2 separate regions of the Homo sapiens genome follow, and region 1 is linked to region 2. A link is an interaction called in ENCODE POLR2A ChIA-PET data of the cell type or tissue named here. Cell type or tissue: MCF 10A. All regions are shown on one strand. Links, peaks and the distances in the headings refer to the core of each region. The heading gives the core; the rest is flanking DNA. Region 1 overlaps DRC8 (dynein regulatory complex subunit 8). Region 2 overlaps LOC105373262 (a long non-coding RNA gene).

Region 1 (16,178 bases), core at 5,016-9,015, 710 kb before region 2:
TTGGCTATTATGAAAAGGGTGGAAGCAGAGAGACCAGTCAGGAGGCCTCTGCAATACTCCAGGTGAGAGATGTGGGCCAGAATGGTAGCAGTGAAGGTGGTGAGAAATGTCAGCATTCTGGATATATTCTTTCTTTCTTTTTTTTTTTTTTTTGAGACAGAGTCTCTCTCTGTTGCCCAGGTTGGAGTGCAGTGGCTTGATCTCGGCTCACTGCAACCTCCACCTCCCGGGTTCAAGCGATTCTCTTGCCTCTGCCTCCTGAGTAGCTGGGACTACAGGCGCACACCACCATGCCCAGCTAATTTTTTGTATTTTTAGTAGAGACAAGGTTTCACCATGTTGGCCAGGATGGTCTCGATCTCCTAACCTCATTATCCACCCGCCTCAGCCTCCCAAAGTGCTGGGATTACAGGCGTGAGCCACCGCGCCCGGCAGATTCTGGATATATTCTAAAGAGCAGAGCCAACAAGATTTGCTGATAAATTTTATGTTAGGTGCAGAGAGAAAGAAAAGGGTTAAGGCCAACTCCAAGGTGTTTGGCTGAGTGAAAGAATAAAGGACAATAATGTAATTAAGTCTCTAAATTGTGCTAAGCATGGGAGCTCATGCCTATAGCAGTTTGGTAGGCCCAGGCAGGAGGATTGCTTGAGGTCAGCAGGTCGAGGCTGCAGTGAGCCATGATCACACTACTGCACGCCAGCCTGGCGACAGAACCAGACCTTGTCTCAAAGAAAAGAAAAAGGTGTCAAAATGTATCAAACAGTAAATACAGTAGGACACCCAGAAAGAAAGAGATTAGGCATGAGTTTAGGTAATTATTTCAATTAGAAATATAATACCACCCAATAGTAGAAAATAGGAAATTTTAAAATCAGTCAAATTCTCTTCCCCCTAACATAACTACTCATCATTTTGCTGTATTTTCTTCCAATCTTTCTTCATACATATTCTTTTATATATGGCATTGAATAACTACCATTCACTCACTCAACAAATATGTACTGAATAAACACTATACACCAGGTTCTACGTCAGGTACTGTATATACTTTTACAACCGTAGAGAAAAAAAGAAACCAAAGCTCAGAGAGGCTAAGCACCTTGCCCAAGATCACAGAGTTATTGAGTGGCAGAGCTGGACTGAACTCAGATCTTCCTCATTTGAACAATCCTGCTCTTCTCCCCCCACACCCCACCCCACCTCACCTCACTCCACCCCATCCCACCTGTTAGTACTTACAGTATAAAATCTTAACTCCTTAATTACTTCACGTAAATGTTATATTTTTCCAGGTTGCAACATAATTTACACAACCTTCCATTTTTAATGGTACCAAAATAATACACCATAATTTATTGATATTATTTTTTCTTTATTATAACACAGCAATAAACTTTTGCTAATTTAACAACAAATAAATATTACCTCATTATTTAAATTTACACTGCTTTGATTACAAATGAATCTGAATAATGATCCATATGTTTGTTTACCATCTCTGTTTTCTATGTTATGAATTGTCTATTCATGTTCTCTGCTCAACCCTACTGGGATCTTCAATTATTTCTTTACAATTTGCATGACCTGTTTGAATAATAAAGACTTAACCCTATGTCGAAGTTACTGCAAACAATTTTCCAGGTCAGTTGTTTGAACTTGTTTTTCTAAAATGAAAACAGCTCCATTTCCTTTCTGATGATCAAAATCATACACAATTACTGGAGGAAAAAGACACAGATGAAAGTTTAAGTTAAAATCACTTCAAATTCTACCCAGAGTTAACTACTCTTTTCTTTTTTTCTTTTTTTTTGTCTTTTTTTTTTTTTTTTTTGAGATGGAGTCTTGCCATGTCGCCCAGGCTGGAGTGCAGTGGCATGATCTCGACTCACCACAACCTCCACCTCCCAGGCTCAAGAGATTTTCCTGCCTCAGTCTCTGGAGTAGCTGGGATTACAGGTGTGCACCACTACCGCCAAGCTCACTTTCGTATTTTTAGTAGAGACGGGGTTTCACCATATTGGTCAGACTGGTCTCAAACTCCTGACCTCAAATGATCCAACTGCCTCAGCCTCCCAAAGTGCTGGGATTACAGGTGTGAGCCTCTGCGCCCGGCCCAGAGTTAACTACTTTTAATGTTGTTCTCTAATCTAATTTCTCACTCAGCAATAAATTGGATCTTTCATTCTCAATAAATATTCATTACCTTATTATTTTTAGTGACTGCCTGATATTCCATTATAGAGCTTTATCAAAATGTATTTAATCAACCCTCCAATTGTGGATGTTTAGTTTCTGATTTTTCATTATTATAATCAATAATCAATTCTTTATTGAACAATCCTGCCCAATTCACCTTTGTATATTTGCCTTATCTCACTGAAATTCAACGAGTTGAACACAGTTGAACTAGCAAGGTTCTTATTAGCCATAACAGTATCTTGGGAAAATCTCTCTGGTTACGACACTGCCACTGCACAAAGCTGATGTTTGGTTTTTAAATTTAAGGTCATTTTAAAAGTACATTATCCTTTATTTTTAGGTAGTCACATCTGTTGAGATTTCTTCTCATACTGTAAAGTTGAGAAACTTATCCTTTGAAAGGCCCAAGAGAGAGACAAAGAAAAATCACCCTTTTTCTCGAGGTCTGGCAAATACTTAATTCTATTTTCTTCAACAATTTACAGATAGATTTACTGTGGTTTGTTTGTTTGTTCTTTGTTTTTTGTTTTTGACACTGGACAACACACTGAGTAATTCATCTGAAGTTTATTTTGATGTGATTCAAAGTGAAAGATTAGCTTTTCCTACTTTACCAGGTGCTTGATTCCTTGCACTTTATCGTGTATTATCATCTTTTATGTGATTGAGATTAATTCTATCAATTGTCCATTCTGTTAATTCTATTCTGATTTGCATTTCTAGTCTTGTGCCATTACCATAGCATTTTATTTATTGCCACTCTATTAGCCTCTTTTTAGGAATGTTCATCAATACCAATTTATTATTCCAAAGGAAATACAGAAATCCATATACAATTTAGAAATTCCAAATGAAATACCATTGAAAGTTTTATTGCTATTGCAATCAGCTATACATTGAGAATTAACATTTTAGAATAGTTTTCACATCTAAGAGGTGTATATTTAGATATATATATCCCTTATAGATCTCTAAATTAAATATTACATATTTTGAGGTTCGTCATGTAAGTCACACACAATCCTCCAAGAAGATGATGCCTGAGTATTTTATGGGTTTTGTAGATATTGTGATGAAATATTTTTTCGAGCCCTGTAATTTCAAGTGTTTGAGGTAAAAATTGAATTTTTGCTATTGATTATATATTTCCTGAAAAATGTATTAATTAAAATCTTTCAGTTGATTATTTTATATTTTCTAATAATACTTTTTGTATTATCTTCTTATTGTATCTTATTTCTCTGTCATGACTCATGGCACTGGCCAGCACTACCAAAGCAACATTAATGCATAAAGTGATAATAATCCATTTTATAAAAATATAATTATTATTATTAATAATCTAGAACACTAGTCTTTTACCAATAAGTATAATGCTGACTTTTGTTTTGAAATAGGTAAAACTTATAATTTATAATTTTATCCTTCCATCTCTAAAGAACAGGCACTAACTTTATTTTTTAGTTTCCAAACTTTATTTGCATATTTTAAAAAGTGTGCATTCCAATAATTTAAAACATTTGAACAAAACAAATGGCACTCTGATTAAAGTGCATTTACAGCCTGCAAGGCATGAATTTTTAATAACTTCTTATCAATATATTTTCTAAACTGTGTTCTGTTTAACACTCATTCCTCAAGGTGCTTCTCTTGAACTCCTGACCTCGTGATCCACCTCCCGTGACCTCCCAAAGTGCTGGGATTACAGGCATGAGCCACTGCGCCCAGCCAGAGCTTCTCAATAAAAGGCTTCAGTGATCAAAAATGTCTGGAAAACTCTGAATATTATGGTTTATATATAATATTTATATGTAGTTCTATATGGTCATTTATAGTGTGTATTAGTATATTAAAGTCTTTGGAATGTTCTACAATCATGAAACTTAACTTTGTTCAACACAGCATTTCCCAAAGTCACTTGATCATCGAGTCTCTTTTTTCAAATTATCATCTATCAGGAATAATTAATGCCTTAACTGAAATCTAGGACTACCCTAACTCAGGAATCCTTACCCACTGGACATTGCAATACAAGTTAACCATCCCTAATCTGAAAATGCTAAATCCAAAATGCTCCAAAACCAAAACATTTGGAGGTCCCAGGCATTTCAGATAAGGGTCACTCAACCTGTACAGTATACAGTAACCTTCTAATCAAAACACAGCATTGCAGGCAGAGACTGAAAGTCCGGTGTTTGCTGTTGCTAACAGCTGACACAGGTATTCTGGTGATGCCACTGTGCTGCTTCATTACCTTGAACACATTATTTTTTCACTTCATGAATGGTACTTCATATTTTTTACTGGTAAGTACTTCCGTGTGAATAAATGTAAGAAGATGATTGCTTATCAATATCAATTCCTATCAATTTAGGGTCAGGAATGATGCTGATGCCAAACAACCAGCTTGTCCTCATGGGTGGCTGACATAGTGATATTTTTGCTTTCTGATGGTTCTATGTAGAGAAACTTTGTTTCATCTACAAATTATTTAAAATACTACATAAAATTACCTTCAGGCTATGTCTATAGGGTTTATATGAAACATAAATGAGTTTCGTGTTTAGACTTGAATCCCTTTCCCAAGATATCTCATTATGTATATGCAAAGATTTCAAAATCCAAAAAAATTAGAAATCCAAAATACTTCTGGTACCAAGTATTTTGAAAAAGGGATACTCAAGGCTGGGCGCGGTGGCTCACACCTGTAATCCCAGCACTTTGGGAGGCCGAGGCAGGCAGATCAAGAGGTTAGAAGATCGAGACCATCCTGGCTAACACGGTGAAACCTCATCTCTACTAAAAATGCAAAAAATTACCCAGGTGTGGTGGCGGGTGCCTGTAGTCCCAGCTACTGGGGAGGCTGAGGCAGGAGAATGGCGTGAACCCGGAAGGCAGAGCTTGCAGTGAGCCGAGATCGCACCACTGCACTCCAGCCTGGGCAACAGAGTGAGACTCCGTCTCAAAAAAAAAAAAAAAAAAGAAAGAAAAAGGGATACTCAGCCTGTAAAGTGGATGGATTAAAGGGGTACCCCAAAATACTGATCCTCTTATCTCTCATCTCTCAGTGTGGCCAGATGAAGTCAGGCCCCAGAAAGCAGTCTATTCCAGAGCTTCCCACAGGGGGACCAGGGCACGACAGGCTCCGATGGCAGGCCTCCTGTTCTGCACAGCGACAACCACAACAAATGCCATCAGGCACCCACTGCTCCCCATTGCCAAGTGTGTGACATATCATGTGGTCTTCTCCTTCAGAGGCCAGATACAGAATGCACCATTACCCAGTAGAGAGCTCCTGGAGAAGTTTCTGTTCCAGGTGCCCAAAGAGCATAGTGTTCATTCCAGTGTGCAACTACTTCAAACTGACAGGGCTCATGGCTCTAGGAAGCAGTCCCAAATCTTTATCTTCACATACTATGGGCTACTTCCATGCCTCCGTAACTGATATGTCCTTTCAGTAGCAGCCAAGCTTGTTGTGCGGCCCTAAACACACATGCATGAGAGGTCGGGAGCGGTGGCTCATGCTTGTAATCCCAGCACTTTGGGAGGCCGAGGTGGCCAGATCACTTGAGGTCAGAAGTGTGAGACCAGCCTGGCCAACATGGTGAAACCCTGTCTCTACTAAAAATACCAAAATTAGCTGGACGTGGTGGCGCACGCCTGTAGTCCCGGCTACTTAGGAAGCTGAGGCAGGAGAATCACTTGAACCTGGGAGGCAGAGGTTGCAGCGAGCCTGAGCCAAGATTGTGCCACTGCACTCCAGCCTGGGCAACAGAGAGAGACTCCATCTCAAAAACAAACAAACAAAAAACACATGCATCATATATAAATTAAATCTTCATTACTTTGAAATAATTGATATGAGACAGTTCAACTGGATTAAAAAATCATTTGGGGGGCTGGGCGCAGTGGCTCACGCCTGTAATCCCAGCACTTTGGGAGGCCGAGGAGGGTGGATCAGGAGGTCAGGAGATCGAGACCATCCTGGCTAACAAGGTGAAACCCCATCTCTACTAAATGTACAAAAAATTAGCCGGGCATGATGGCGGGCGCCTGTAGTCCCAGCTACTTGGGAGGCTGAGGCAGGAGAATGGTGTAAACCCAGGAGACAGAGCTTGCAGTGAGCAGAGATCGTGCCACCGCACTCCAGCCTGGGTGACAGAGCGAGACTCCAACTCAAAAAAAAAAAAAAATCGTTTGGATTATTAGAAAATTTTCCAAGTTATATTGGTTAATTAAAGGAGAAGTTTTTAGATGATATAATTTCAACTGGTTTGAAATATTCCAGGCAGGAGTATCACTGACAAAGGCACAGTGAAAAAGCACAATCCAGCCGGGCACAGTGGCTTATGCCTGTAATCCCAGCACTTTGGGAGGCCGAGGCAGGCGGATCACAAGGTCAGGAGTTCGAGACCAGCCTGACCAACATGGTGAAACCCCTGTCTCTACTAAAAATACAAATTAGCCGGGCGTGGTGGTGCGAGCCTGTAATCCCAGCTACTCAGGAGGCTGAGGCAGGAGAATCACTTGAACTTGGGAGGTGGAGGTTGCAGTGAGCTGAGGTGGTGCCACTGCACTCCAGCCCGGGTGACAGAGCGAGACTCAGTCTCAAAAAAAAAAAAAAAAAAAAAAAAAGAAAAGCATAATCCTTGGGAAACTACAAAAATTTGTGCGAGGGCCAGGTGCAGTGACTCATGCCTCTAATCCTAGCACTTTGAGAGGCCAGGCTGGGGGCACTGCTTGAGCCCAGGAGTTTGGGGCCAGCCTAAGCAACATAGCGAGACCTCACTTCTACATACACACACACACAAAATTTTTTAAAAAGCAATTAGCCAGGCATGGTGGCACATGCTTATAGTCCCAACTACTCGGGAGGCTGACATGGGAGGATCCCTTAAGCCCAGGAGTTCAAGGTTGCAGTGAGCTATGATAGCACCACTGCACTGCAGCCTGAAGGATCTTGCTCTGAAAATTTAAAAAAAAAAAAAAAAAAGTGTGAGAACATGTTAAGAGATCACATTTTTGAGATAGGTAGGGGCCTAGTTCATATTTTGATTTTTTAATGGTTGGGAAAAATGCTTTTACATTTCTGCATGAACAGTTACTCATTGGTAGTAAATGATCAAAAATTGAAGAGCTCATATTAAAGATTTTTTAAAATCAGGAATTGAGTACAACTATTTCAAGCAAAAAGTTTGATATTAAAAAGTAACACGTTGGGAAGCAAGCTCAAGTTCCACCTTTAACATTTTAAATACATTTGGAACTTTTAAAAAAGGGTCATCATTTTAAAATTTCCTAATGCTCTGTTTTATTTTCTTATAAATTTTTTTACATAATGAAATACATAACAAAATTTTTTAACATAATGATTTTTTTAATAATCAAGCCTCATGTAGAGTCCCAAAGCTCATCTAGTTTTACCAGATATTGTGTGCCACACAAATATTATTTTCCATGCTCAGGGTTTTTGTTTGTTTCTTTGTTTTTGAGACAGAGTCGTGCTCTGTCCCAGGCTGAAGTGCTGTGGTGAGACCATGGCTCACTGTAGCATCAAACTCCCAGGCTCACGCAATCCTCCCGCCTCAGCCACCTGAGTAGCTGGAACTACAGGCACAGACCACCATGCCTGGCTAATTTTTTTTAATTTTTGTTTTCATTTGTAGAGACAAGGTCACTCTGTGCTGACCAGGCTGGTTTTGAACTCCTGGCCTCAAGCAATCCTCCCACGTTGGCCTCTCAAAGTCCTGGGATTACACACGTGAGCCACTGAGCCTGGCCAATGTTTAGGTTTTAAAGTGATAAAAGCTGAGAAGCACTACCCCAAAGTCATTACCCATCTTGAAGTCCCTTTCAGAACTGGCTGCTCATTCTCCCGTGGCTTACCTATCTCAGGGACTTGGGGAAGGTTAGCAATAGAGAGCTCCCCATTGCTACTCATAGCCCCATACTCCTAATCTGCCATATTTTTTGCCAGCTTCTCTAATGAAGGAAATTTTCAAACACACAGAAAAGTTGAAAGCTTAGTGTTACAAGCAACTCTATACCCACCGCCTAAACTATTGTTAATATTTTGCCATTTTTTGATTCCTCTTTCCATGTCTGTCTGTCTCTAAGTCAATTGCAGACATCAGAATAATTCATCCCTAAATACTTCAGCATATCTCCTAAAAATAAAGACATTCTCCTGCATAATCCCAATGCTATTATGACATCTTTAAAAATTAACAAAAATTCACTAAGATCATCTAATATCTATTCCATATTCAAATGTCTCCATCTGTCCCTAAATGTCTCATAGGTATTTTTTTCATACTAAAATCCAATCAAAGATTATGTACTGCATTTGGCTGTTACATATTATTTTGTTCTCTTTGAAACTAAAACAGTCCTCCATCCTTCCCCACCCCTCCCCACACACATGAAATTAGCTTGTTGAAGAGACCAGGCTTTATAGCATCATACAGAATGGCCCACAACCTGGACTTGTCTGGGAGCATCCTTGTTTCAACTTCATATTAAAAACTACTACTCTATTAAGGTTCATCACTTGAGGACACATAATCTACTATTCCTTCTCACTGCTATCTTCTACTGATTCCCTGATCACAGTCCTCCAAATTTCTCATTCTAACAAATTCATCTTCCTAATTCTATTTGATCATCAACACCTTTCAACCTTTCTGGGGTTTTTTGTTGTTGTTGTTGTTGTTGTTGTTTGTTTGTTTTTGAGACAGAGTCTTGCTCTGTTGCCCAGGCTGGAATTCACTGGCGCAATCCCAGATCACTGCAACCTCCACCTCCTGGGTTCAAGCGATCCTCCCACCTTAGCTCCCCAAGTAGCTAGGACTGCAGGCCTGTGCCACCATGCCCAGCTAATTTTTGTGTTTTTAGTAGAGACAGGTTTTTGCCATGCTGCCCAGGCTGGTCTCAAACTTCTGAGCTCAAGCAATCCACACATCTCAGCCTCCCAAAGTGCTGGGATTACAGGCGTGAGCCAGTGCACCCGGCCATCTACTTATAAACCCTTCTGAACTCTGTTCTTTCCCTTCCATTTCCATTGTCATTGCTTACGATTAGACTACAATCCCAGCACTTTGGGAGGCCTAGGTGGGTGGATCACTTGACATCAGGAGTTTGAAACCAGCCTGGCCAACATGATAAAACCCCACCTCTACTAAAAATACAAAAAAAAATTAGCTGGGTGTGGTGGCATGCGCCTGTAATCACAGGCTGAGGCAGGAGGATCACTTGAACATGGGAGGTGGAGGTTGCAGTAAGTGGAGATCGCACCATTGCACTCCAGGCTGGGAGGCAGAGCGAGACTCTGTCTCAAAAATAAATAAATAAATAAATAAACACTCATCACTTCCAGCTAAATTAATGTAGTCACTTCCTGCCTTTTTGCCTTTAGTCTCCTTTCTCTCACTTCCCATTCCACCCATCAAACCATAATCCACATTTTGCTAGGATGATCTAAAATGCAAATTTAGTAATTTGACCGTCTGGTTTAAAATCCTCCAATGGTTCGCAAGGCCTTTCAAACTAACATTCAGACTCCTTAACCAGGCGCACAAAGCCCTTTATGAACTTAGGCTCCTACCTATCTCAAAAATGTGATCTCTTCACACTTTTCCACACAGATGCACTAGGCAGGAAGTCTCTGTAGTGTCCCAGTGATAATGCTTTTTCCCAGTGCCTTTGTGATGGACACTCCTGCCTGGAATATTGCCCTCCGCCTTTGTGACGGACACTCCTGCCTGGAATATTGCTCTCCTCCTTCCTGGCTATCTCCCATTCGTCACTCACGTTTAAGAGTAACTGACCTTTTGAAGGCTTCCCTTCTCTTTTTTGTTAAGTACCCTCCTATGTAATCATGTAGCATACATGCTATCTCTATCATAATAGTCTATCAAACCATATTATAATTAGCAGTTTACTTATTTGTCTCACTTTCCATACTGTAAACACCTTGAGAATAACTCTGATAGTACCTGTAAACCTACTAAAAACTCAATAAGGCCGGGTGCCAGTGGCTCACGCCTGTAATCCCAGCACTTTGGGAGGCCGAGGCAGGCAGATCACTCAAGGCCAGGAGTTCAAGGCCAGCCTGACCAACACGTTGAAATCCCGTCTCTAACAAAAATTAGCCAGGTGTGGTGGTGTGCGCCTGTAATCCCAGCTACTCAGGAGGCTGAGGCATGAGAAAAACTTGAACCTGGGAGGCAGAGGTTACAGTGAGCCGAGATCACACCACCACACTCCAGCCTGGGTGACAGAGTGAGGCTCCGTCTAAAAAAAAAAAAATTAATACCAATCTACCAATCCTTCACAAAATCTTCCCAAAAATTGAAGAGACGGAAGCACTGCCCAACTCATTCTATAAGGCCAGTATTAACATGATTTAAAAAAAAAACAAAACTGAGACATAAGAAGAAAACTACAAACCAACATCCATTATAAATATAAATGCAAAATCCTCAACAAAACACTTGAAAACATAATCCAGCCACTTTATGGGGGATTATCCACTATGACCAAATGGGATTTCTCCCGAGAATGAACATATGAAAACCAATCACCATAATACACCACATTAATAGAACGAAGAGGAGCAAAAAAACCATGTCATCTCAATAGACACAGAACAAGTATTTGACAATACATAACATCTTTTCATTATAAAAACACTCGGAAAACTAGGAATAGTGATTTGATCATAGCACATTATGTGTACATATCAAAATGTCACACTGTGCTCCATAAATATGTACAATTATTATGTGTCAATTAAAAAATACTTCTTAAGGTTATTGTTTAAAAGAAAACTAGGAATAGAAGTGAACTTCCTCATCAGGATAAAAGGTATTTATGAAAAACTCACAACTAACATCATACTTAATGAATGGCAAAAGGTATTCTGCGTGCCCTTAGAATAAGCATGTCTTAGAAAGGAAATGTCTGTTTTATGTTAATCTGGCACACACGTTAAGGGGAGCTTCTACTGTATTTCTGAAGCTACTTTGGTCTAAGTTTATAGCACAGATGCCAAAAGCATGCAGTTTTGGGAAATGTTAGAGAAATGGCCAATATACAAAATATCCTTTTAAAACATATAATTCACTGAGTGTGGTGGTACATGCCTATAGTCCCCGCTACTCAGGAGGCTGAGGTGGGAAGATCACTTGAGCCCAGGAGTTTGAGACTGGGTAACATACCACCTTTAAAAAAAAAAAAAAAGTATCATTCTAAGTTTTGTAATGAGAGTACTTTGAGAGTCAGGCTATTTGTTACTGATACACTGTGTCAGTATACTTTTGTTTTTCATTTTGTTTTGTAGAATACAAATTCCTAAAGAGTTTCCTGTATACTCATCTAGAACTATTCTAAAAAATATTTAAGAGTGAGAACTATAACAATTTTGTCATGTAAAAAAAAAATCAATCCAAAGCTGGGTACCATGGCTCACACCTATAGTCCCAGCTGCTCCAGAGGCTAAGGCAGGAGGATCACTTAAGCCCAGGAGTTTGAGACTAGCCAGGGCCACACAGTAAGACCCCATCTCAGAAACAAACAAACAAAAAAATCAATCCAAGAAGGAAATACTCTACGAGTAAAATATTGTTTGATTTAGTCCAATTCTCAAAACTCGAAGGTGGCACATGCCTATTGTCCCAGCTACTCAGCAAGCTAATAGCTTGGGCCCAGGAGTTCAAGTCTAGCCTGACAACATAGGGAGACCCTGCCTCTAAAAACAAAACAAAACAGGCGGTAGTTCACACCTGTAATCCCAGCATTTTGGGAGGCTGAGGGGGGAGGATTGCTTGAGGCCAGGAGTTCAAGACTAGCCTGGGCAACATAGTGAGATCCTGTCTCTACAAAAAAGTTAAAATTCTAAAATTTAAATTTAGCTGGGCATGGTGGCACATGCCTGTAGTCCCAGCCACTTGGGAGGCTGAGGTGGAAGGATCACTTGAGCCCAGGAGGTCAAGGCTGCAGTAAGCCATAATTCCACCACTGCACCCTAGCCTGCTCAACAGAGCAAAACCCCATCTCAAAAAAAACCTCCAAATGATGTCAATCTTCCCCAAATAGGAAAACATAATTATAACAGAGATTACAAAAGAGGCCAGTAAGTATGTATATATTGCTGGTTAAGAGCACTGACCTGGAGCCAGCCACCATTGGCTTTACCATGTACTAGCTGTGAGACCTTGGGCAAGTTACTTAACCTCTCTGTGCCCAAGTCTCCCCACTTGCCACATGGTGATAATAATAGTATCTTCTTTGGAAACCAGTATCGTAGTTCCTCATAAAGTTACACATCAAATTACCATATGATCTAGCAATTCCACTTCTGAGTAAATAACTAAAAGTATTGTAAGTGGGAACTCGAACAGATACTTACACACCAGTGTTCACAGTAGCATTATTCACAATAGACAGAAGGTGGAAACAGCCCAAATGTCCATCAACAGATGGATAAACAAAATGCGGCATACACATACAATGGTATATTACTTAGCCTTGAAAAGGAAGGAAATTCTGACACATTCTTATAGGGTAGATGAACCTTGAAGACATTATACTAAGTGAAATAAGTCAGACACAAGACAAATTATTGTATGACTCCACTTATCTGAAGTACCTAGAGTGCTCAAACTCATTAAGGCAGAAAGCAGAACGGTAGTTTCCAGGAGGGGGAGATGTGAAGTTATTGATTAATGGGCACAGAGCTTTAGTTTGGGGTGACAAAAAGGTTCTGAAGTTGGATGGTGGTGGCGGCTACACAACAATTTGAGATACTAATTCTTAGGTGTGCTTTTTAAGTGATTACCCTTTATATTAACAAGGTTGATTTTTTTTTCTCTTACTTAAAAATAATTCAAAATACTAAAAAAAAAAAAAAATCTTCCAGAAAAGAAACTAAGGCCTGAGCAACATGGCAAAACCCTATCTCTACAAAAAAACACAAAAATTAGCTGGGCGTGCTGGTGTGCACCTGTAGTCCCAGCTACTCAGGAAACTGAGGCAGGAGGATGGCTTGAGCCTGGGAAGTCAAAGTGAGCCGAGATCACACCACTGTACTTCAGCTCGGGCAACAGAACAAGAACATGTTGGAAAGAAAGAAAAGAAACTAAAGAAACATAAGGAAAAGTTCAAATTCTTGCTCCTTAACTTCCCTATAATGAAACAGAATGAGAGTACGCAAGGTGGGGATAGGCTCAAGTTTTTTTAGTAAGACACATTGAAGGAGTTTGGATTTTATTTTAAGGACAATAGCTATCAAATGAAGATTTATAGAGTAGGGAGTATCTGGCTAGATGTATAATCAATGAGGATAACTTAACTGGAAGGAAGCAAGGCTGGAGGCAGAGAGATGGTTAAGCGATTGACACAGTGATGGGGAGGAGGTATGAATGCACTGTACCCTGTGTTCCCCATAACACCGTCATTGTGTGATGGTCTCTTCTTCCACCTTCCATTAGATGTTCGATCAGTAAAGTCCGAGGCCTTATCTCATCACTGTTGTATCCCAGGCCCTAGCATAAAGGAGACACATGAAGAGTACTTGGTGATCAATAAAAATTGTCATATGAGTGATTACGTGATGAAAAAATAAATCATCCCTGGTATTTTCACTTCAAAGCAAAATCTGAGAAAGGACCATGCTTTCAAATAACATTCAATAAACATTTATTGATGGAAGATGACCTCAAAGAAGAGTAAGTCAGTAAGGAACATTTCTTGAACTGACTGAAACCTAACATTGAGTATAACTATTTCTTTCAAGAAATTAGCTAGGGAAAAGAGAACTGAAGGGTTGGCAGAACCAAGAGAAAAAAAATTTAGAAAACTTGAGAATGTGAGGAAAAAGGACGAACTCAGTCAAGACAGCAGTCTAAAGATGTAAGTTCTTATTGCCTGTAACCTGTGCCTTCAACTTCATCCTTCACACTGTTGCTAAAGTGGTGGGCACAATATGTGTATCTGATGACACTTCTCAGCTTCAGTGCCCCACCATCTACGGGGTAAAGTCAAGGATCAGGAGCAAGACACAGGAAAACCTCCCTGGCTAGTCAGCTATTCCTGCCTTGCTCTTGACACCACCTGCAATAACTCCCCAGGGTGAGAGAACCAGTCCCAGGCCAGTTACATGTGAACCACCCAAAAATATAGATCTATAAGCTCTGCCCCTGGAAACTCTGACTCAACAGGTCTGGGGTATGGCCAGGAATTTGTATTTTTACAAAGGTCCTCAGGGGACTCTGATGAGCCACCAAGTTTGGGAACCACACTGTATTAGTATAACATGGCATTTATAAAGAGCACCAGGTTTTGCATCCAGAAAGACCCCAAAACAAATCCCTCCTTGATCCTTTATAGGCTAAATGGTCTTGGGCAAGTTAACTATTTTCCCTACGTATTGCAGAGATTTTTCTATTCTAAAATGGGAATAATACCTTAATCAAAGAATACTGTAAGTATTAAATGAGAAAATATATGTAAAGTACTTAACAAGTATACATAAACATATACTATGTATGTATGTAAACTCAATAGATGTTAACTGTTAATAACTCTATTTAACACCTAACTGTTCAAACCATCTCCACCTCCTCACCATTCTCAACTTTTGTTCATGCCCCTCTCTCTGCCTGGTACTTTCCCCTGATTTTTTTTCCCCTGCTGGCTGCTGCAGTCTCCTCCACCAAGCCTCCACTGACATAAGCCCAATCTTCCTTCCCTCCTAGGGGAGGGCCAAGTACCTATCCTCTATGATTCCACAGTACCCTGTGCTTACCCCTCTTCATTCATTCAATAATATTTATTGAGCACCTCTTAGGTATTAGACACTGAAGACACATTTTTTTTTTTTTTTGAGATGGAGTCTCGCTCTGTTGCCCAGACTAGAATGCAGTGGCACAATCTGTGGTCACAGCAAGCTCCGCCTCCAGGGTTCACGCCATTCTCCTGCCTCAGCCTCCAGAGTAGCTGGGACTATAGACACCTGCAACCATGCCCAGCTAATTTTTTTGTATTTTTAGTAGAGACGGGGTTTCACCGTGTTAGCTGGGATAGTTTCAATCTCCTGACCTCATGATCTGCCTGCCTTGGCTCCCAAAGTGCTGGGATTACAGGCTTGAACCACCGTGCCTGGCCACTGAAGACACATTCTAATAGAAAATCATGTATCAAACAAATTACACAAATGCAGCAGTCTCCCTTTGTCCACAGTTTCACTTTCCACAGTTTCAGTTAGCACACTCAACCGTGGTCCAAATATATTAAATGGAAAATTCCAGAAATAAACAATTCTTAAGTTTTAAGTTGCACGCAGTTGAGCAGTATGATGAAATCTCACGTCATTCCACTCCATCCCTTCTTCATCACAAGAAGGGTGAGTACAGTACAATAAGATATTTTGAGAGAGAGACCAGTCACATAACTTTTATTACAGTATATTGTTAAAACTAATCTATTTTATCATTAGTTATTAGTATTCAGCTCTTGCTGTGCCTCATTTAAAAATTAAACTTTATTGGCCGGGTGTGGTGGCTCACGCCTGTAATCCCAGCACCCTGGGAGGCTGAGGCAGGTGGATCACCTGAGGTCAAGAGTTCAAGACCAGCCTGGCCAACATGGTGAAACCCCATGTCTACTAAAAATACAAAAATTAGCTGAGTGTGGTGGCACATGCCTGTAGTCCCAGCTACTCAGGAGGCTGAGGGAGGAGAATTGCTTGAACCCGGGAGGCAGAGGTTGCAGTGGGCGGAGATCCAAGATTGCACCACTGCACTCCAGCCTGGGTGACACAGCAAGACTCCGCCTCAAAAAACAAACAAAACAAAAAAACAAAAAAACTTTATCATGGGTATGTATGTATAGGAAAAACCATGGTATATATAGGGTTCAGTACTATCCATTGTTTCAGGCATCCACTGGGGGTCTTGGTGTAGTATTCCCCATGGATAAAG
Region 2 (15,903 bases), core at 4,246-8,245:
TAACCTGAAGGGGGCTGGAGAGCTTGTAAAGCAGCCAGTTGTTGAGCCTGTCTCTTGTCCCTGCATTTCCCTTTCTCCTTAGCCCTGTCCTCCTTATTCTGCTTTTAGTTACAAAAGACTGAGGAGGCTGATTTGAGGATTTCCTATATAGGGGCACTAGGTTCTAAGGTTGACTTTTGTAATTTTCTCTCAGTTCGTTTTTAGGCCAAACAGTATTACAAAAGAAAACTAGTTTTTTGTTTTTAGGTTTGAGGAGGATCAAATTTTTCCCAGTTCTTGAGGATACAACCAGGGGGCATGTCCCATGCTATGAAGACATGATTACCCATTTGTGAAGAGAGAACAGAGGAGGAAAAAAAAGGAAAAAGGAAAAAGAAGGCATCCCCTGTTACTTCTCTATCCTGAACAGGGCATCCCCCATTCGTCCTTAGGATTCTGGAATAAACCAGTCTTACCATGTCCCCTTAACCTTCGTCCCATCTCGTCACTATTATCCACTTAAGAACAGAGGAAATAAGGGTGTGAACCAGGCACCCCCTGTCCATCCTTGGGGTTCTGGAATGAACTGGTCTTACTGTGCACCCCTAACCTTGCCTTCATCTCTGTTCTAATGGTAATGTTAACCTGGAACAAGCCTTCATCTCTGTCCTGTGGGTCTCTTGCACCTGCAGGCTTGAGCCAGCCTAGATCCTTTTCTCCATGACCTTATAGTGACTCTTGCCCGGGGCATTCTACAACAAATTGATTATCTCTTTCCTCAAATTTCCATTTCCCATGTTCTTTAAGTAGATGAGAAGCCTGTTTTTCAGCTAACTGCCTCGAGGGAGCTGGACTTCCCTCCCTTTGAATATGACCTTGAAGATCTTGATGCATATTGAGAAGGGCGTGGAAGGATTAGAGAAATGGAGGCTACAGGAAGAAGTGGGAGGAAGCGAGAGGGATGCTCATGGAAAGGCTTTGCTTGCAAAAACAGCAGCCCTTAGATTTGAGAAGGCAATGTTTATTTGCTCTTTTGACATAGAAGAAGTTGTGGAGGACTTGGAGCTTGGTGGTAAGAACTTGCAAATGGCAAAGGAAGAATTTTTCCTCCTGCCAAAGGGATGCTAACTAAAAAAAAGAAAAGAAAAAAAAGAAAACACAAGTAGGTGGGGTCCTTAAAGGGCCACAGAGTGAGGTCCTATGCAGGTGCACAAACTGCTTCAAAAGCCACCAGAAAACTAGGCCCTGGGGCATAACTGGAACAAGAAGTGTACGGTAAAGTCATCGGGAGCGGTCAGACCTGGGGTTCCGATCAGTGTCCATCCCAGCAATGTGCCAACAGACAGGGGAAAAGTTGGAGGTCATCCAAGCTGGTGGGGTAAAAAAGTACAAATCTCCACAAGGGACATCCACAAGGGAGCCTGTGGCTTTGCTGCCGAGCGAATGCAGCAAGAGCCGCGGATGCATGAATAAGAGGGCGTGTGTCCATGTGGGGCAGAGAAGGAAGTTATGCAGTATGCAAAGTGGAAACAGGGAAAAGGCAGACTTGCCCCGGAGGCAGAGAGTCTGGAGGGTGCGCAAGGCCATTTCAAAACACACACAGAGAAAACACAACAGGCAGCACAGGCTTTTGGGAAAGAGCTGATTTTAGTTGAAAAAGCAGAGGAAATCCCAGACACTGCACGGTCCTAGGCTTTAGCCCTACCGCTCTCCCCAGCCTCCTGTGCAGGAGGGCCATTAGCATCTCAGGTCTACTTGGTGCAGACTCCAGGGTCCTCCTCCCCTCCACGAGCCACCTGTCAGGGTGAGCTGAGAGATCAGCCGGGGGGAAGCAGAGCCACTGTGGCTGAGAGGAATCATTCTGGGGGTTGGTTAGTAAGCAGGAGAGCAAGAGGGCGAAGAAAACTGCATTTAGGGGTTGAACACCTCCAGCCAAAGAAGGCAAGGCATAGAGGCGTCTTACCACTAGGGAACATATCCAAGTCACAGCACCAAAGTATGTCAGCAGCAGCAAATCCGCATGGGTCTGGAGCAACCTCAATTCTTGCTTCCTTGATTTCCTTAGAAGAAAGAATTCAACTGAGGGACATAAGGCAGAGAGAGAGAGCGCTCAAGGCAAGTTTTAGAGCAGGAGTAAACGTTAATTAAAATTAAAAAGTTTTAAAGCAGGAACAAAAGGAAATAAAGTATGCTTGGAAGAGGGCCAAGCAGGCAACTAGAGAGATGTGAGTGCACAGTGTAACCTTTGACTTGGGTTTTTTATGCTGGCATGCTTCCGACGGGGGCTGCATCCCTTCTCCCCTGATTCTCCCCTTGGCGTGGGCTGTCTGCATGCACAGTGGCCTGCCAGCACCTGGGAGGGCCGCGTGCACAGTGTTTACTGACGTTGTGTGCATGCTCACTTGAGGAGCTCTTCCCTTACCAATCGAGTGTTCCTAGAAGAAGGTCACATACCAGTTAAACCCCACCACCTGCCTCTCAGTGCACAAGCTTGAGCTCACCCACTCAACTCCTGAGATCTTACTGGGAAGCTGCTGGTCACCAGTTTCAGGTTTTTTCTGTCTCTTGGGAGACTGCCTTTCCCTGGTGAGCCGGCTGTGACCAGTTGTTATCTTAGAGAGACAGTGTGACAACTGCCTGACCATCACCTGATGGTGGCCTGACATTCCAGGTCATGGGGCCATGGTGGGGGCGTGCCCTCTCCATCCTGCTTATGTCAGACTTACTGCCTCCCGTAACACACCACTCCCAGCTCAGTCCACATCATCCTTGAGGAATGTCTTCCCTTTCTAGTACCAGCAGATATTCTAGGCTCACCTAGTTCCTGCACCATCCCAGGAATCAGCTATTTCCTGGTTCCTTTCAGTGCAGAATGACATTTAGAAACCAAGATAGATAGATGCTCCACGTGCTCATTGCTGCTGGGATGATATTGCTTCTAGGCTTGCTTGGCTGGTAGAGCTAGGATTTGTTTGTATGTATGCATATATATATACACACACACACATATATATATGCACACACACACACATATATATACACACACACATATATATACACACACCTCTCTCTCTATATATATATACACACATATAGTTATATCTGTATAGATATATTTATATTTTTGTGTTTATGTTTTTTTGAATTATGAGTTCATAATGTACTTTCAATTACAATTCAATACCCCAAGGTTATTTCCATTCTTCCCCCTTCTCTTCTGGCCACTGCTCCAACCTAGCCCCCATTGTCCTCTCTACATTTACCTGTTCAATTTACTTATTTGCTCCATGGAACCGTGCAGCACTGCCTCCATGGGACACCTCCCACCACCTCTGTGCAGCTCAGACCTGGCCACACTGACACCTCTCAGAAGGGAACAGAGGGGAAGAAAAACCTCAGAAGTAGTTTAGAAGAGAAGCATGGAAAAGATAGTGTAAAGTCGGCTTCACTCTCTTGGAAGCTGATTGCAGGATGTGAACTTTGATTTTGTAGCACATACTTTGCCTTTAATGGAAGAATGAAGTTGAAGACGTTACACGATATTCAGTCAGAAGAAGAGAGGCCTGTATTTCCCCTGGTTCCACTAGAATAGCCACAATTGAGTAAAACCAAATAGAAAAAGGCAGTGGACTGGAATGGGAAGAAATAAGGAGAATGCAAAGTAAATCATATGGAAATAAAATGAAAATTTTAAAATGAGGCAGATGTGGGGGAAGTCAAGGGTCAGAGTGGCAGAGCAAAGAATCTGAGCCTGGCTTTTCAGAAAGTCCTTAAGGCATGATTCCTTCCCAGTGCCACCTCCTAACCATTTGACCTTGTGGCAAGTTTCCTTCCCCACCTTAAATCTGACTTTTAAGTGGCCACACCTCCTCCAGGGCCCAGACTTTCCTTTTCCCAGTAGGCATCTCCTGCCTTGGCCCTATCCACTTCCTGGCCCCTCCCTTCAGACCCAGACCCAACCCTTTTTTTGTTTATCCTCAGCGCTCCCCCTGCTTTATTTAACCCTTTGGGTTTCCTCTCCCTAGACTTTTATTTTATTTTGATGTTTATTTTTATGTTTATTTTTATTTGAGATGGAGTCTCGCTCTGTGGCCCAGGCTGGAGGGCAGTGGTGCGATCTTGGCTCACTGCAAACTCCGCCTCTCGGGTTCAAGCAATTCTCCTGCCTCAGCCTCCTGAGTAGTTGGGATTACAGGTGCCCACCAACATGCCCAGCTAATTTTTGTACTTTTAATAGAGACGGGGTTTCACCATGTTGGTCAGGCTGGTCTCGAACTCCTGACCTCAGGCGATCCACCGGCCTCGGCCTCCCAAAGTGCTGGGATTACAGGCAGGAGCCACCGCGCCTGGCCTCCCTAGACTTTTATGAAGTGGAACTCTGCCCAGTGCTGTAGGAAGCAACGGGAATCTGCAGTCAGGCAAGCCTGGGATTTTAAATCCTAGTTTTCTACTTTCTAGCTGTGTGTCCTTGGGCAGATTATTCTTTGAGCATCTATTTCATCCCCTTTAACACACGCGTAACAAGGTAAACCTCACAGGGTTGCAGCAAGTGTCAAGTCAGTGAGCGAAGAAGCTCTTCCTTTCCTATGAAAGTCAGGATGACCGATCTTGGGCTGCTTTTAAATTCCCATTCCTCCAGAAGCAAAGGTCCAGTGCAGATTTGGCAAAGACTCCGAGAAATGACCTTGTTTTTCTATACTGAGAAACTTTCTTAGGAAAACAGTAGATATTAGGGAGAAGGTGAAGCCAAGGGCAAGAGAAAATGCAGCATAAACTTCCCATGACTGAGTGAGCTGCAGAAAACTGATAAGGAATATAGTTTACCCCTTTTTTGAAAGAAGAAACAAATAACTTCGTATTACAGGAATTCCATACTTCAGTGTGTAATTAAGTGGATTCTGGCAGAAAGAATCTGGGATTCTGGAGTCTAATCCTTATTCTGAAAACCGCTTCATTTCAATTTCTAGTTTTCCTTGCTTGTTAATGCCTAGGTTGTGTTGTAAATCACAGGATCTTTAGGGAAAATAAAAAAGTACTGGAAAAACCTGGGCAGGCTAACAGGGCAGGCTCTGACTGCCATTGTCACCTGTGACACCCTGTCTCTAGTCTGGGAACACATTCTCTCTCTCTCTTTTTTTTTTTTTTTGAGATGGAGTCTCGCTGTCGCCCAGGCTGGAGTGCAGTGGCACAATCTCAGCTCACTGCAACCTCCACTTCCCGGGTTCAAGCAATTCTCCAGCCTCAGCCTCCTGAGTAGCTGGGACTACAGGTGCCCAACACCACGCCCGGCTAATTTTTGTATTTTTGGTAGAGACGGGGTTTCACCATGTTGGCCAGTCTGGTCTTGAATTTTTGGCCTCAGGTGATCTGCCCACCTCAGCCTCCCAAAGTGCTGGGAGTACAGGTGTGAGCCACCGTGCTAGGGACACATTCTCTTTCCTGTGTGGTGGTTTTCACTTGAAGCAAGAACCAGTTATCCCCCTTCTCCTGAGAAATGACAAGCCTGTATTTTGGCAAATATGTTGGTTTGCAAATCTGTTGCAAAACAGATTTCGGTGGTGGTGGTGGTGGGGTGGGCGCTCCCCAGCCCATCCTGGGAGGTTTTATTACAAAAATAACTAATTCAAGGACCTCCTTGTGGCTGGGCGCGCTGGCTCACGCCTGTAATCTCAGCACTTTGGGAGGCTGAGGCGGGCGGATCACGATGTCAGGAGATGGAGACCATCCTGGCTAACACGGTGAAAACACGTCTCTACTAAAAATACAAAAAATTAGCCAGGCGTGGTGGCGGGCGCCTGTAGTCCCAGCTACTCGGGAGGCTGAGGCAGGAGAATGGCGTGAACCCGGGAGGCGGAGCTTGCAGTGAGCCGAGGTCGCGCCCCTGCACTCCAGCCTGGGCCACAGAGCAAGACTCCGTCTCAAAAAGAAAAAAAAAAAAAAAAGAACCTCCTTGTAAGTCAGCCTCTCCCAAAGGAGGACATGGAGGGCCAGGCTAGTCCTAGAGTCTCTAGCAGGGCCACTTCCCTGAAGTTTTGTTCCTTGCTGGCTTAGCCCAAATAAACAGACCACTCTTCCTGTAGCGCTAAAAAGTCACTCGATGGCTTTCTGTTTCAGATTTGGTTTCAGAAGGGTTTTGTCAGCTTTCTGTAAACTGCGTCTGTAATTGAGGCCGGCCGCCTCCAGGTGGCACCAGTGTGCCGTCCCACGCTGAGTCTGCTCTGAGAATCAAGACGTTTCACTACCGCCCAATTCATTTGAGGAACTACTGCCAAGATGCATCTTCCTAACGATTTCTCTGCCCAGAGCCCTTCAGAGGCTTCCTGTTGTCTGCTAGATAAAGCCAAGCTATCAGTGCTCTCAGCCTGAGAGCAAGCTGAGATGCAGTCTTGTCTGAGTCTGCAGGGTGGTGGGAGAAGAGGCATGGGGCTTTTTGGTTGCAGTAGAGGGAGGAGATTGTTTGAGAAATGGGGGGAAAGAACTGAAACAACCAAAACAATGAGAGTGAAAAGGAACCACGACACCAGTGTCATGGACTTGTGTCTCTGCAGAGAAGCAGGGCATGTCGAAACTGCAAGCTTTTCGTTTCTCTCTCTCTCTCTCTCTCTGTCTCCTTTTTTGGAGTCTCGCTCTTGTTGCCCAGGCTGGAGTGCAGTGGTGCGAGCTCACCTCAATGCAACCTCCGCCTCCCGGCTTCAAACAATTCTCCTGCCTCAGCCTCCCGAGTAGCTGGGATTATAGGCGCCCGCCACCATGCCCGGCTAATTTTGTATTTTTAGCAGAGACAGGGTTTCACCATGTTGGTCAGGCTGGTCTCGAACTCCTGACCTCAGGTGATCCACCCGCCTCGGCCTCCCAAAGTTCTGGGATTACAGGTGTGAGCCACCACGCCCAGCCTAAAACTGCAAGCTTTTCACACAAGACCCAGGACTTACATTTTTTAGTGCTCACTAACACAAGTAATAAAATGTGACACAGAGGGAGGGAGGGAGGAGAGGGGCTTTCTCCTCTACCTTTACAAGAAACACAGTGAAACCGCTTTGCAAAAATTAGGTCAGTGAGAGAACTATGGCAGTGAGGGAGATCTGATCTAGCCAACCCTCATCTTGCCTTTAGCCTTCAAGTTGCCATTAATTGTTAATATTTCTGGGTGTAGGCCAAGCTAACTTTGAGAGTTAAATGATAATAGCCCTTTCCCCAAAGTCAGCTGCTTTTGTAAAAGTAATGAGAGACCACCAGGCTAGCAGGGTAGAGGAGCCTGAATTCTGCTAAGGTGTAGACATAAATGATTGCCAACCATTATTCTGCAGGTCATAAGATTTGCAACCTCCCAGATTACTCCTGCAGATAATATCACCGTTATAGAGCCTAAGATTGGCCTTTGGGATATCTTTTCAGTCTTTTTTTTTGATGTCTGACACTCATGCCTCCACCTAGACCCACTGACCCCTCCTGTGGCCCCACCCACAAAGGACTCAGGCACAGGAGGACCATTTCCCACACCCCTATGATTGCACCCCCAGCCAATCAGCAGCAAGCACCCATTGCCCAGACACCTCCATCCCTTCTCCCAAACTACCCTTCAAAAACTCCTAACCTCTGAGCCTTCAGTGAGGTCGATTTGAGTGATAACTCCATCTCCCATGTGGCATGACTGACCTCGAGTCAATTAAACTCTTTTTATTTTTTTGAGACGGAGTGTTGCTGTGTCACCAGGCTGGAGTGCAGTGGGGCGATCTCAGCTCACTGCAACCTCCACTTCCAAACAATTACTCTATCTCAGCCTCCCGAGCAGCTGGAACTACAGGTGCGCACCACCACACCTGGCTAATTTTTGTATTTTAGTAGAGACTTGGTTTCACCATGTTGGCCAAGATGGTCTCGATCTCCTGACCTTGTGATCTGCAATGCTGTGGTCTCTGTGAATGGATTTTGTTTGTGTAGTGGGCAGGAAGCACCCATCGGGTGGTTATAACAGCATGACTCTAGGCTTGCCACACAGCTGTGACGGTGGCACACAGCAGCCCTCAAATGGCTTCACAAGCAAAAAACAACAGAGGGGCCCAGGGCCAAGGAACGTGAGAGAACTCTTTATGAGCTTAAACGACAAAACCCAAGATCCCCGAAACACTTGGAGAGGATTTTGCAAAGTTAGATCTCCTCTATCAAGGATGTTGGGATAAGAGTCAATGAAATAGAATTTTGGTGGCTGCTGGGGGCCCATCAGCACCTACTAGCTGGAGAGCCAGAGTGGCATGTATTTCATCTTCCCGGGAGGTTTTATTACTGACATTACTCCAGAACCTCCTTATAAATTGGCCTCTCCTGGACACTTGCTCTTTTAGGATTAAAAAACAACTTTGTTATTATTCTCTTTCTACCACTGCCTTCAAATAAAGCTATTTTTCTCCATTCCTGGACAATCTCTTGGACGAGGGCTACAACTCAGTCAGGCACAAAAGTACCAAGCTTTTGAATATTGGAATCGCCTCACTTTTCAATCTAAGGACAGAGCTTCAGTCTTTCAGCCAGTTCATTGCTGCTTTTGCAGCCGTATCTTCTATCACTTTTTTTATTTTTATTTTTTCAAGTGAACACTTAATTTTCCATCCATTTCTTTTCTTCTTTCTCTCTCTCTCTTTTTTAAAATTAATTAATTAATTAATTTTTTTTGAGGCAGTCTCACTCTGTCACCCAGGATGGAGTACAGTGGTGCAATCTCAGCTCACTGCAACCTCCACCTCCTGGGTTCAAGCGATTCTCATGCCTTAGCATCCTGAAGAGCTGGGATCACAGAAACATGCCACTGCACCCGGCTAACTTTTGTATTATTATTATCATTATTATTATTATTATTTTGGTAGAGGCAGGGTTTCATCACGTTAGCCAGGCTGGTCTCGAACTCCTGACCTCAAGTGATCCACCCACCTTGGCCTCCCAAAGTGCTGAGATTACAAGCATGAGCCACCGTGCACGGCCTCCATCCACTTCTGAGAGTGACATTGCAGTGTTTGAGCCAAGATTCCAGTCTTTGGGCCTACATATACTATCTTCCCCTTCCTGCTCCCAGTCCTCAGAGTTTCCTGTTTGCTTTTTATTTCTTTTCTTTTCTTTTTTTTTGTCTCAAGATCTGTTTGTGGACTCCAGAGCTTCCTTGTTTCATTGGGAGGCCGTGTGGTAAGACGTGAAGACACAGGATGGGCATGTTGCTGATCTGGCGATTCCCTGCTAGCCCTGTGTCTTATCTGCTGTGTGACTGAACAAATCACATGTCCTCCACGATCTTGGCTCCTTTACCTAAGGAAGGGGAATAATGCTGTCTCTTCCACGGCTGTGAGATTAAATGACACAGAACAGGTGACTGCGTGATGCAAACTTCATGTGACTATTCGGATATTAGGAATATCCTAATATCCTTTTTTTCCTTGCCATTTTGTTCTCACTCTCATTAATGACCAGAGGAAAAGGAACTATGGAAAGAGCCTTGAGGAGTGTGGGAAAATGGGGCAAGCATTTGTATTTTTATCTCTCTGACTTTTCCTGGGATTTATGGGATTTCTCACATCCCCACCGGCAACGTGGGGGCGGTTTGCTTTCTGTAGAATGGAGGTGGCTTGAGAGAGTGACTGCTTGTGACCAGTGACTAACCAGCCTCAGTCATTGCAGCAGTCCCCAGCACAGAAGAGGAGCTCCACATATCCTTGTTGAGTGATGCGGTTTGTGATATAATAATACTGACTATAACTTTGGGAGGCTGAGGCGGGCGGATTGCCTGAGCTCAGGAGTTCGAGACCAGCCTGGGCAACATGGTGAAACCCCGTCTCTACTAAAAAAAAAAAAAAAAAAATTAGCTGAGTGTGGTGGCACATGCCTGTAGCCCCAGCTACTCAGGAGGCTGAGGCAGGAGAATTGCTTGAACCTCGGAGGCAGAGGTTGCAGTGAGCTGAGATCGCACCATTGCGCTCCAGCCTCGGGACAGAGCGAGACTCCGTCTCCAAAATAATAATAATAATAATAATAATAATAATAATATTGACTATATTGATTATGCTATTTCCATCCCCATTTCTCACTCCCCTCCCTCCATCTGAGATTTGTTGCTGTGGGTTTCATTCAAAACATTTGTTGAGCCCTGATTCTATGCTGGATTCTAATACAGAAAGCGAGGAGAGGGCAGATAGAAAGATGAAGAGGCCAGGCCCGGTGCCTCACGCCTGTAATCCCAGCAGTTTGGGAAGCCGAGGCGGGCGGATCACTTGAGCTCAGGAGTTCAAGACCAGCCTGAGTAACATGACAAACACCTGTCTCTACAAACAAACACAGAAATTAGCTGGTGTGGTGCACCTGTAGTCCCGGCTACTTGGGAGGCTGAGGAGGGAAGACTGCTTGAGCCCGGGAGGCAGAGGTTGCTGTGAGCAGTGATCGCGCCCCTGCACTCCAGCCTGGACAAAAGACAAAGACCCTGTCTCTAAAACGAAAACAAAAAATAAAAAGAAAGATGAATAAGAAAACACTTCTCCTTTTAAAGTTTGAAGTCCTAAAGGAGAGAAAGAATACAAATATAAATAAATATTACTCTTCTCTTTGCTTTCTCCAGATGAGAAAGTATGACAAGTGTCTTCGTGCTTAGGAAACACAAACCCCCAATGCATTTACAAACCATATTATGTACAAAAATGTAGATTAAAAACATTTTTAAACCCTTCTTTTGAAAGCACTCAGCTTTGCCTTTTTATTTTTCCTCTTAAGCTATCTAATCAAGCCCTGCTTGCGACAGGTTTCTAGTTTCTGGACATCCGTCATCTCTAACAATGACATCAGCTGTAACCCTCTCATAGTCTCATCCTGAAGATTAACTTGCAGTCAAGATTCCTCAAAGTTTAAACAGCCATCTAACTCGAAATGGGAATTATGAACAGCCAATTACACTGGCTTCCCTGAGGGATCTAGCCTCCTGTGATGAATAGATTCTCCTCTTCAACTGTAAAGTTTGAATGGGTAGAACCTTTCAGCTGAAGACAGAACCAATTGTGTATGTTAAATGTAAATTCGGGCACTTGTACATGCAAATTCATAATGGGCAAGAAATTGACTGGAAGGAAAGAAGCCGGCCTGTATAATAGGTGGGAGATGTGAAGCATGAACAAGCTAGAGAAATGTCAAGGAGGGGGCCGTGGGTTTAGAAGAGAAATATTAACAAGTGAAGCAGTTTGAATATTTTGGAAAGAGAGCAATTCAAAAGATGTCATGGGGTTTAGGGAGGCCCAAGAGCATCTAGTCAGGATGCAATCAGGGGCCTGAGCACAGAGAAGGGCTGGGGATAACCTGGCTTTGGAAGCCTGGGTTCTAGTCCTGCCTCTGCTAAATGACATTGAGAGTCACGACAGCTCTGCAGATCCCAGTGTCCTCAGGTGCCAACCAGAGGGTTAGACCAGACCCGTGGTTCTCAGCCATCGCTACATATTAGAATCACCTGGGGGCTTTTAAAAAGAAGTTTAGTTTAATTTAATTTAACTTGAAAAATTGACATATAGGCCAGGCGCGGTGGCTCACACCTGTAATCCCAGCATTTTGGGAGGCCGAGGCGGGCGGATCACCTAAGTTCGGGAGTTCAAGACCAGCCTGACCAACATGAAGAAACCTCGTCTCTACTAAAAATACAAAATTAGCCGGGTGTGGTGGAGCATGCCTGTAATCCCAGCTACTGGCGAGGCTGAGGCAGGAGAATCGCTTGAAACTGGGAGGCGGAGGTTGTGGTGAGCTGAGATTGCGCCATTGCACTCCAGCCTGGGCAACAAGAGTGAAACTCTGTCTCAAAAAAAAAAAAAAAAATTGACATACAATAATTGTACATACTCGTTGGGCACATAGTATTGTTTCTATATATATCTAAAACATATAGTGATCAGATCGGGGTAATTAGCTCACCCATCATCTGAAACATTTATCATTCTTTTGTGTTGGGAACATTGAATATCTTCCTTCTATGGCTGGGTGCAATGGCTCATGCCTGTAACCCAGCACTTTGGGAGGTTGAGGCAGGACGATGGCTTGAGACCAGGAGTTTGAGACCAGCCTGGGCAAGATAGTGAGACACCATTTCTACAACAACAGAAAATCTTCCTTCTAGCTATTTGAAACTAGATAGTATATTGCTGTTAACTACAGTCATCCTATAGTGGTATAGAACACTGGAACTTAGTCCTATCTAGCTGTGATTTTGTATCCCTTAACAAATCTTTCCCTGTCAGCTGGGGAGTTTTAAAAACCCAATGATACCTGGGCTTCAACCCCCAGACATCCTGATTTAATTGGGGTGGGGCGGAGCAAAGTCATCAATGTATTTTGACGACTTTACTGAACTATAATTCACATGCCATAAAATTCACTCTTTGAGCCGGGTGTGGTGGTTCACACCTGTAATTCCAGCACTTTGAGAGGCTGGGGCAGGAGGATCACCTGAGCCCAGGAGTTTGAGACCAGGCTGGGCAACAGAGTGAGGCTCCATCTCTACAGAAAATTAAAAAATTAGCTGGGTGTTGTGGTATGCGCCTGTAGTCCCAGCCTCTCAGGAGGCTGAGATGGGAAGATCTCTTGAGCCCAGGAGGTCGAGGCTGAAATGAGCTATGATCATGCAACTGCATTTCGGCCTGGGTAACAGAGCAAGGCTCTGAAAAAAAAAAAAATCCACTCTTTGAAAGTGTATAGTTCGATGGGTTTTTAGTTATTTACAATGTTGTGCAACCATCACATCTATGTAATTTTAGAACATCTTCATCACCCCCAAAAGAAACCAAGGTACCTGTTAGCAGTCGCTTCCTATTTACTTCCCCACCAAGCCCTAGGCAACTACTAATCTACTTTGTCTTCATAGATTTGCCCATTCTGGATCTTTCATTTAAATGGGATTGTACAACGCAGTTTTCGGTGACTGGCTTCTTTCTCTTGGCGTAATTGTTTTGAGTTTCACTCATGTTGTAGCACATGTTAGTCCAGTTGACTCTTGAACAATCAGGGTTTGAAATAAGTGAAAGCGTGCATACAAGGATTTTTTTCAATACACGTTACACCGAGAGTGCCTGCCTCTCCTGCCTCCCCCTTCCACTCCTTCCCATCTTCTGCCTCTGCCTCCCCTGAGACAGCAAGACCAGCCCCTCCTCCTCCTCAGCCTACTCAACATGAAAAGGATGAGGAGGAAGACCTTTATGATGACCCACTTCCTCTTAATCAATAGGAAATATATTTGCTGTCCCTTGTGATTCTCTTAATAACATTTTCTATTCTCTAGCTTACATTATTGTAAAAATACAGTATATGATACATACAACATACTAAACATGTATTAATTGACTATGTTATTGGCAAGACTTCCATTCAACAGTAGGCTATTAGTAGTTAAGTTTTGGAGGAATCCAAAGATACACATAGATTTTTGACTGTGCAGGGGTCAGTGACGCTAACCCTTGCATTGTTCAAGGCCAACTGTACTTCATTCCTTTTTATGGCCAAATAATATTTTCTTCTATGGATATACTATATTTTAAGCATGGATGGTTTTAAAGGATTCCAGAAAGTTCTAATGTGTATCCATGATTAAATCATTATGACCCTGCTGGGCTGTGTAGCACATATGGCTGAGACAGGATAGAGTCAATAAGAGCCTCTGGTGAAGACAGTCTCCAACAATACTGTGTACGTGTCTTGATTTACTGGCAGGAAAAAAGTTTGCACCTGTAGTTGGCACCCCCCTGTTTTGTAGTTCAGTTGCTGCCACCCTCAGAGGAGCTGGTGGGTGCTGGGCTGCAGGTGACACATGAAAGAAGGGACGCAGAGAGGCAGAGGCACCAGCGGGCCAGAGCCCCAGGCGGGAGGGATCCCGGTCGCTCTCTGGTGAGGGGGCCATGAGGTCCCAGGAAAGTCCTGGGAACATTACTTTGGGTAGAGCAGAAAGAGGCCAGAAAGTTGCTTCTAAAACCTGAAAATGATTCCATGGAGTTGGAGAAGCGCCCTTGCGGTGTAAAGGTTGGATGTAGCTGTGAAGACATCAGAAAGCGTCTGCTGGTGTGAGGACGTGCTGGTGGCGTCTGGCCCTTTCTTCCCTGGGCTGCTTGCTGCTGTGCCCGGTTCCTGTCCCCACGCCTTTGTTTGGCCCTTTGTCCCACTGTCCACTCACTGGAAGACCCCAACAGGATTCTTACCAAATAGATGAGTTGATGCCAACCCACCGAAATTACCATTCGCTGGGTAGGAAAAGATGGTCACACCTGTTCTCATCCCATTCAGTGTCTTTATTGCACTCAGGAGTAGTTCAGCAGCTGTTCAGACCATTAATGGGAAGTGGGCTAATACTTCTGTCCCTGCTTTTTTTTTTTTAAACTTGGGAGGAAACAGAGTGATTTCTTAACATGATCACAAAGCAAGATAAAGGCAGATGAAGGCACAGAACTCACAAATGCAGTCATGAAGAGACCTCCCATATTCTGGGGTAACAGGAAGGGGCCCTGTTTTCCCCACCATGCCCACCAAACTCCTCCCCATTCAGCAGCCCCAGCGAGCTTTATAAAATAAAAATCAGAGAATGCCCCTCCTTCTCCTCCACTTGAGACCCCCCAGTGGCTTTCCTACACTTAGGATGAAATCTAAAATACCAGCCTGGTGCAGTGGCTCACACCTGTAACCCCAGCACTTTGGGAGGCTGAGGTGGGCAGATCACCTGAGGTCAGAAGTTCGAAACCTGCCTAGCCAACATGGAGAAACCCTGCCTCTACTGAAAAAACAAAAACAAAACCAAAAATTAGCTAGGTGTGATGGTGTGCACCTGTAATCCCAGCTACTAGGGAGGCTGAGGCAGGATGATCGCTTGAACCCGGGAGGCAGAGGTTGCAGTGAGCCGAGATGGTGCCCCTGCACTCCAGCCTGGGTGACAGAGCAAGACTCTGTCTCAAAAAAAAAAAAAAGAAAGAAAAAAAAGAAATATAAAATCCCTACCCTTGAGGAAAAGCCTCACAGACGCGAGGCTGTGCCCCAGTCAGTTCTACCCACACGAATTGCCCCTCTCTCCATAAAGCACATCCAGCCTTTCCTACTTCAGGGCCGTGGCACTTGATTCTTGGTTTTCTTTCTCTTTCTCCATCCAACATATTCATCACCTGCCTCAGCTTTGATGTTGTTTCCTCAAAGACACCTTCTTTCCTCCCTACCCACTGTCGAAATGAGGGGCCACTCTTTCGCCCACAGTATTCTTTGATGATCTCATACAGTTCATTACTCTTTGAAATTCTGTGGTCATTGTTTCTTTAACATCCGTCCCTCCACTAGACCCTAAGCTATATGTTGAGTTTATTCCTACTTTATTCCCCCGAACAGTGCCTGGCTGCAATTAGGCATTGAGCAATGCCTGCTGAGGAAGGGTTGGGTGCATGGATTTACAGAGGGATTCTGGAATTCCAGAGTGCTGGGGGTGGGGGTACTATTAGGGGCTGCAGTCATCAGGGAAAGTGGGAGAGCTATGGGAAGATTATAAGGAAAGGAGGGGAGTCAGGCCTGGAGCGGGGTTAGCTACCCACAGTGTATAGAAACAGGAGGACAAAATTGAGGGAATGTTTACTTCCAGGAAAGACATGGCCAGACGCCAAACAAGTCATCAAGAAAACAGATTCAAGATACAGGTGATTGGCTGGGCATGGTGGCTCATGTCTGTAATCTCAGTGCTTTGGGACACGGAGGCGGTAGGATAGCTTGAGGCCAGGAGTTTGAGATCAGCCCGGGTAACATGGCAAGACCCCATCTCCAATTACATATATGTAATCTGAGCATGGTGGCTTGCCTATAGTCCTAGTTACTCGGGAGGCTGAGGAGGGAGGATTGTAAAAAGGCAAGACTCTGTCCCAGAGACCTCAGTCTCTCCATGGGCATAGGTTAGGAGAG

What was found. ChIA-PET counts read pairs that join two places held together with the same protein. Peaks named below come from ENCODE experiments on the same cell type or tissue, not always from the same donor. Only the 100,000 strongest peaks of a DNase experiment are listed, where the experiment ranks them.
Region 1: POLR2A ChIA-PET joins it to region 2 with 5 read pairs; 1 of 35 experiments calls an interaction of 5 or more read pairs at or near these places.

What each region holds. Positions count from the first base shown.
Region 1 is chr1:244,999,685-245,015,862 of GRCh38, reverse strand. The region is part of intron 2 of DRC8 (dynein regulatory complex subunit 8); the gene reads right to left. Among named protein-coding and RNA genes, the nearest start is that of EFCAB2-AS1, 37 kb to the right of the region's middle. In MCF 10A, for the core only: no CTCF peak of the experiment used is centred there; a DNase peak (open chromatin) is centred at 6,902.
Region 2 is chr1:244,289,896-244,305,798 of GRCh38, reverse strand. All of the region lies in intron 1 of LOC105373262 (a long non-coding RNA gene), which reads left to right. Among named protein-coding and RNA genes, the nearest start is that of SPMIP3, 55 kb to the left of the region's middle. RefSeq lists an enhancer at 6,008-6,077. In MCF 10A, for the core only: a CTCF peak has its summit at 6,173 (motif pointing right); a DNase peak (open chromatin) is centred at 6,168.